3 separate regions of the Mus musculus genome follow, and regions 1 and 3 are each linked to region 2. Evidence: chromatin loops called from intact Hi-C (ENCODE). Cell type or tissue: left cerebral cortex. All regions are shown on one strand.

What was found. A loop is a pair of places that touch in the nucleus more often than their neighbours do. Peaks named below come from ENCODE experiments on the same cell type or tissue, not always from the same donor. Only the 100,000 strongest peaks of a DNase experiment are listed, where the experiment ranks them.
Region 1: a loop joins it to region 2, with 2.6 times the contacts of the local background. A loop is called at or near these places in 2 of 42 quality-filtered maps.
Region 3: a loop joins it to region 2, with 4 times the contacts of the local background. A loop is called at or near these places in 2 of 42 quality-filtered maps.

What each region holds. Positions count from the first base shown.
Region 1 is chr15:70,005,529-70,008,028 of GRCm38, forward strand. The region is part of intron 2 of Gm19782 (predicted gene, 19782); the gene reads left to right. Among named protein-coding and RNA genes, the nearest start is that of Gm19782, 83 kb to the left of the region's middle. In left cerebral cortex, no CTCF peak of the experiment used is centred here; a DNase peak (open chromatin) is centred at 1,490.
Region 2 is chr15:70,355,373-70,357,872 of GRCm38, forward strand. No RefSeq gene overlaps it. Among named protein-coding and RNA genes, the nearest start is that of Gm19782, 430 kb to the left of the region's middle. In left cerebral cortex, no CTCF peak of the experiment used is centred here; DNase peaks (open chromatin) are centred at 1,274, 1,565 and 1,979; H3K27ac peaks cover 1,311 bases.
Region 3 is chr15:70,011,982-70,014,481 of GRCm38, forward strand. All of the region lies in intron 3 of Gm19782 (predicted gene, 19782), which reads left to right. Among named protein-coding and RNA genes, the nearest start is that of Gm19782, 89 kb to the left of the region's middle. In left cerebral cortex, no CTCF peak of the experiment used is centred here; a DNase peak (open chromatin) is centred at 1,052; H3K27ac peaks cover 337 bases.

The sequences.
Region 1 (2,500 bases), 350 kb before region 2:
TTTCTGTATCCTGATGTCGTACATTGAAAGACAAGTGGGCTGTTTCCAGCTTCTGGCTGTTATAAAGAAGGCTGCTATGAACATAGTGGAACATGTGTCCTTGTTATATGTTCAAGCATTTTTTCAGTATATGCCCAGGAGTGGTATAGTTGGGTCTTCAGGTAGAACTATTTCCAATTTTCTGAGGAACCACCAGATTCCCAGGGGGTTGTAACAGCTTTTAATCCCACTAGCAATGGAGGAGTGTACCTCTTTTTTGACATCCTCATGCATGTCTTGTGGCCTGAGTTTGGGATCTTAGCCATGCTGATTTGTATGAGGAAAAATCTCAGGGAAATTTTGATTTGTGCTTCCCTGATGACTAAGAATGTTGAACATTTCAAGTGTTTCATAGCCATTTGAGATTCTTCAGTTGGGAATTCTTTGTGTGGTTCTGTACCCATTTTTTAAATTGAGTTAACTTCTGGAGACTAACTTCTTGAGTTCTCTGTATATTTTGGATATTAGCCCTCTATCTAATGGAGGGCTGGTAAAGATCTTTTCCCAATCTGTCAATTGCTGTTTTGTCCTATTGACAGTGGTGTTTTGTTTTGTTTGGTTTGGTTTGGTTTGGTTTGGTTTGGTTTTTGTTTTTGTTTTTTTTTTTTTTTTTTTTTTGCCTTACAGAAGCATTTCAGTTTTATGGGGTCCCACTTGTCAATTGTTGGTCTTAGAGCCTGAGCCACTGGTATTCTCTTCCCGGAAATGTCCCTATGTGTGGATATGTTCAAGACTCTTTCCTACTTTATCTTCTATTAGATTCAGCATATCTGGTTTTATGTTGAGGTCTTTTATCCACTTGGACTTGAACTTTGTACAGGGGGTAAAAAGGACAAATTAGTGTTTGTCTACATGCAGACTGCCAGGTGAACCATCAGTGTATGTTATATGTTTTCTTTTTTTCCACTGTATGGGTTTGGATCTTTGTCAAAGTTCAAGTGACCATAGGTGTGTGGGTTTACTTCTGGGTCTTTAATTCTACTCCATTGATCTACCTGTCTTTCTCTGTACCAGTACAATGTGGTTTTTATCACTATTGCTCTTTAGTACAGTTTGAGGTCAGGGATTGTGATTTCCCCCAGAAATTCTCTTATTGTTGAGAATTGGTTTTGCTCTCTTGGATTTTTTGTTACACCAGATGAAGTTGAGAATTGCTCTTTCTATCACTGTGAAGAATTGAATTGGAATTTTGATGGTGATTACATTGAATCTGAAGATTGCTTTTGCAGTGATTTAATCATCAGATGATTTAAACATTTTGTTGGTAGATGTTTTTTCATATATGTTTGCTTTAGTATTCTTACATTGACTTCTGTCTTAGTCATTGTTCCATTGTAGTAAAGTGACCCGAAGACCACAGCAACTTTCATAAAAGAAAGCATAGACTCAGAACTTGCTTACATTCTGAGGTTTATTTCATTATCATCATGGTGAGAAGCTTGGTGGCACACAGCCAGGCATGGTGCTGGAGAGGTAGCTGAGAGTTCTATATTTGGATTCACAAGCAGCAATTCAAAGGAGACATTGAACATTGCTTAGGCATATGAAGTCCCAAAATCTACCTCCAGTGACCCATTTCCTCTACAGCCACACCTACCACAACAAGGCCATCCTTCATAGTAACTGTCAAGTAACACCACTCTATGATGACGAGTTTTTGAGTGTTTACTCAAATATATGAGCCTATAAAGGCCATTTCTATTCTGTCCAAAACATTACATCTCCTGGTCCCCATAGGCTTATAAACATATCAAAATACAAAGCTGCATTCTATACAAATTCAAAAACCTCCATAATCTATCACAGTCTCAACTCTGTTTAAAAGTCCAAAGTTCAAAAATTCTTCTAAGACTCATGTCAATCTCTAAACTGTAATCCCCTCTAAAGTTTAAATATAAGGGCAGATTTCATTCTTCCAACATACAGTGGCACAGAATTCATGACCATTCTAAATGGGAGGAAATTTTACAAGGAGAGTATAAACTAGACTCAGAAGGTTTTGTTAGCAGGAAAGGATGATTCCATAACCTTTTGCTTGTATTCTTGACTCTAAAGTTAGAATCATATGGCCAAAGCTGCCAAGCTCTGTGGCTTACAGGACCTGAAACATGGCCATTTCATTGCATTTACATCTGCATCAACTTTCTGTTTTTCTTCACTATCTAAGCTTGACTGTCTTAGAACTTGCTCTCTAGGCCAGACTTCCCTTGAACTCAGAGATCCTACTACACTCTAACTCTTCCTCCAGAGTGCTAAGGTTAAAGACACATACCATGAACCAAGCCCCAATCTTTTCCTGAATTCTTTTTCAGAAGTGGGACTCTTAGCTAAATGAGGTATCAAGTTCCGGAGGTCACCACTCCCTTTATTCCATTCATCATTACATCAGAGAACAAGAAGAAGCCAGGACATTAGAAGTTATTTCCAAAGTTAGTATAAAGCCAGGCAGAGCAATTGAGTC
Region 2 (2,500 bases):
TGTGAGCAGTTTCTACTTCAATCTCACCTCTATATGCTGACCACATTGAATTAAATATATCACATTCAAATATCAATGAATTTAACAAATACTATATACTAAGTATTACTGGTAATCTTTCCTAGTATTACATTGGCTTTCTATGTCTTTGGTTTTGTATTGTGCCTAATCTATCTATCTATCTATCTATCTATCTATCTATCTATCTATCTATCTATCTACCTATCTATCTATCATTTCTCTCTCTTTCTCATCAATCTATCAATCATTATCAGTCAGATGATGATCATTTTAATTTTACTATTTTACTACAGCTTGTCTCTTTTTTTAAAAATGTTTTGTCTGGTCACCTTCTATTATCCAGATGAAGGTTCAAATGACTCAACTAACTTAACTGGCTAAAGTCACTGTGAATCTTCCATAAGGAAGGGTTCAAAAAGATTAAAGGAGCTAAAATAAAAGTATAATAAAGGACTAGGACATACAAATTCTAAATCTAAAGTGAAATCAAGATACGCTGAAGTCTTCTGACAGAAAGGAAAAGGAGATTAGAAGAGTGGGAAATCTGAATTTGGAAAGACAGTATCAAGAAAGCTGGCAGTAATACCATGTGTGCATGGCCAAGCATGTGAGAAAGTTTAAGTTAGATGGGTAGTAAGACCACACACCGTACTGCAGATCAGCAACTTAACCTCAGATGTCAAAGCAATGGGATAGTTGATGATAAGCTACCGAGGTCCTTCTGTTCTTAACAAAAACTTCAAAAGGAACATAGGCAAGGTGCTCAGATAACTCAGAAATTAAAAACTTTATTTTTTTGCAGGGAACTGCTTTAGTACATGGATCACTGACTCAACAGGACATCCAGTGGATGCAATAATTCAAAACTTTCATCTTTTGGGGGGAGAGGGTTGTCTTGAATAAGGCTGGCCTGTCTTTCCTGCAGTAGCAACCCAGAGATCGTCTTTTCCTTTCAGATGTTAAGAGGAACATGAACTGTAAATGGCTGGTTATGGATTACTAGTACACACTGAACTCTAGGAAAGTGCTTTGGCAATGGAATGGATATAGGCCATGTACTTAATGTGGGATGCTCATCCAGATGTAGGTAAAATGACTGAATGGATGAGAGAACGAACACAGTACAATCAAATTCCTCTTTTAGTCCATGTAAAAATGAGCTTAGCCTCTCACACAGAAGTGCCTTGCCAGTGTGACAGACAGGGGAGCTGGAGGGACTTTCATTCCATCTTCTGTTCAGCACAGCATCTTGACTCAGGATTTAACTGTTCCACCTGGGGCCAGGAAAAAGCTTTCTCCCGGTTAATTACCACATGCTAACTCTGAAGCGGGATCCTCTGAAGAGCCCTCCTTCCACTGCTGAGTGCAGTCATTACCCCCAATATCATCATAATCATAGCCTCCCTTCCTGGCCTTCTGCCTTTAAGCTTGGATTTAGAATCTCAATTGCTTTGGATAAAATTTAATGTGGCACAGAATGCCACAGGAGAAAAATGACACTATAAAATGCACTCTAGGTCATGAGACATTTTAGTTTTGGGCAGTATTTCCTTGGAGACAGCTCATTAATGGCTTGCTTCACCTAGGCTCTTTTCTGCTGAGAGTAACCCTGTAGGTAAACGTGGGCATGGTATGTTCTATACATCAAGATCTGCCAAAATGTAGTTGTCTTAGACCTATACATTTACTACACAGTCACTGAGTATACACATATGTTCTGTGCTGAATTCTTGGGCAAATCCATACCTAAATAGAGATATTTATATTATATAATCTATCTTTCCATATACACTGAAGGTTTTAGTGTGAAACCAGTAATAATAACAAAATAAATAGCACCATGTTATTCACCAAATACTTCTTGTGTACTTGACATTGTGCTGAGAGCTTCACACATCAAATGAGAATATATCACCCTAGCTCCATAGTGCTGGCTTGTTATCTTATATTTCCCTGCCAGTTCCTTGGATTAAACCTAGGACCTTTTTTATGCTTGAAAAAATGCTCTACCACTGAGATATTTTAAGCTCTACAAGAGCAGAGCAGGGGGAGGGTATAGGGGACTTTCAGGATAGCATTTGAAATGTAAATGAAGAAAATATCTAAACAAAAAAAGAAAGATTAGTGTCCTACTTAGGTTTCTATTGTTTTGGTAAACCATAACCAAAAACAACTTGCAGAAGAAAGGCTTATGTTAAATTACACATGTAGTCCATCCTGAAGGTTAGTTGGAGCAGGAACTCAAGGCAGAAATTTGGAGGCAAAAATGGACGCAGAGCCCAAGAAAGAGTTCTGCTTATCTAATTGCTTCCATGGTTTGCTCACTTTGCTTTCTTATACCATATAGGAGAATCTATCCAGGAGTGGCAGCATCCACAGTAGATTGGGCTCTTCCACACCACCTATTAATTAAGAAAATGGATGCCTCTTCCCAAGTGACTCTTCTCTATGTCAAGCTGACAAAAAGAAAATAAAGTAT
Region 3 (2,500 bases), 340 kb before region 2:
CCTTCACTGACTTTCAGAACATCTTGTTTGTATGTACTTTTGAGATAGCATTTCTCACATTGCTCTTAGAAAGAATGCTTTTTGTAGTTCACCTTACTTGAATTGTTAATAAAACATGTTTTGTTTTTCATGTCTACAGTGTGCTATATGCTTTTGTAAACGTATAAACCACAATGTCTTTAGCATTTCCCATAACTCTCCTATGTCAGGATTATGGTCTCTGTTCACCTATAATGAACATGGATTATGGATATTATTAACCATGGGAAATGTAAAAATCAGAGTTCAGGTCCATATCTTAGTTGTATTATTGCATTACCTACCAACTCATTTTAAATATTTTTCCTTCTAGATTAATCAAGGTCAATGTCTTATTAAACTCTGCACATCCTCTCTAATCCCTAGTCATAACTATTTTCTAGGACAACCCTGAACCTGGTGATATGTATTTTATTATATCATAAATATTAAATATTGTTGTTTTGACTGAAATATGAAAACAAGAAAAAGAAATTCAAATTTAACATATCATTTGGTCTAGATAGTTTACATGTAACTGAAAGGCAAGGGGTCTGTAGTGAAAGGGAAGTAAGAAATGTGGTGAGGACCAGCTGCCTCATGGGATTTATTCAGCATCACGGAAACAGGAAGGTCATAGTTTCTGATGATGAGGTACTGTGGGTATAGGATGAGAGGATTCAGAGGGGTCCTCTGAGGAATGACAGTAAAGATAAAAGACATGCCTATGCTACCCTTGGCAATTTCTCTGCCTCACTCATGATTGCTTTGGGCGCAGTCTGCATTTTGATAGTTTCACTTAATATTATCCAGTTTTCTCCTAAAGTTTGAACTGTATAAGATTACATAGGCCAAGTTATGAGAAAAAAATATCTATTTTTACATTCAATTCACACTTACCAAGCAGAGAAATTTGAGGATACCTCACTTTGCCGTATGGAAAATCCTCTCTAAGTCATTTTAGGCTTTTTATTCTTAGGAACCATCTGGTGCAGAGTCTGAGTTTCTAGTTTGAAACTTTTAATTTATCATATTTTTTTTTCATCGCATATTTTCAAATCATCTGTCTTCTCCTTTTTGTTTATGGTTTAAAGCACAATTACTTCCTTTCCTTGCCACCATGCCCCAGTTGGTGGCTATGCATGGATTATGGATCATTTCAGAGTGATTTTTCTACTAAAATGATCCCTTTAAGAGAATCAGTGATCTTTGCCTGAGACTTTGGGGAAACCTCTGAGTGTACGACTTCATGGGGTGGAGCCTAGGGTACATTTTATACTTCACTTTGATTTAATCTCTTCACCAGCAAAATGAAGTACAACAAAATGAAGCACTCAGATTTGTGTTTGTATCGTCTTCAAAAAAATGAAGATATTTTCATAAAGAACTAATGATTGTGTTAAACAAGTCAGATGGCAACTATGCTTTCTTTTTAATCTTTATTATGGTCAAAGTTAATTGAACATACAGAGAAGATTATTCAACCATGAGCTTTTATGTATGAATAAATAGTAAGATTGCAATATGGAACTCACACACAGGCTAAGATGGCCTCTTGCTTGTTCCTCAAGCAAAGGAAAGTTTGAAGGTTTGTCAGAAAAAAGAAATCTTTCCAAATTCCTTAGACAGATAACAATCTGATTGTAAGGTTAATATATATATATATTATATATATATATATATATATATATATATATATATATATATATATATATATATATATAGCTTGCCCTAAGGTAATGGGTAACAGTTCCCTTGACAATTGCTACAAAACAAATTCCAAAGATACCTTATCAAATGTAAGACATGCTGTTTTAGTTGATTGGCCTCAAAAGACAGTTTTTAGAATAATCATTTATGACTTGAATGTTATTTTCCTGTGCCCATTTGGCTGTGTTTTATCTAAACAGGACATGGACATTTTCATATTTGTGCCCAGCTGAGATGGAAGGAAGGACCATCCAGAGATTGCCCCACCTGGGGCTCCATCCCATATACAAACACCAAACCCAGACACTATTGCATATGCCAGAAAGGTTTTGTTTACAGGACCCTGATATAGCTATTTCTTGTGAGGCTATGCCAGTGCCTGGCAAATACAGAAGTGGATGCTCACAGTCATCTATTGTATAGAACACAGGGCCCCTAATGAAGGAGCTGGAGAAAGTACTCAAGGAGCTAAAGGGGTCTGCAATCCTATAGGAGGATCATCAATATGAACTAACCAGTGACCCCCAGAGCTGTGTCTCTAGTTGCATAAGTAGCAGAGAATAGCCTAGTCCTCCATCAATGAGAGGAGAGGCCCTTTGTATTGAGAAGATCATATGCCCTAATACAGGGGAATGCCAGGGCCAGGAATCAGTAGTGGGTAGATTGGGGCACAAGGGTATAGGGGACTTTCTGAATTGCATTTGAAATGTAAATGAAGAAAATATCTAATAAAAAATCTCCATGTAATGCTGTAGCTCCATGTCTTTATTTT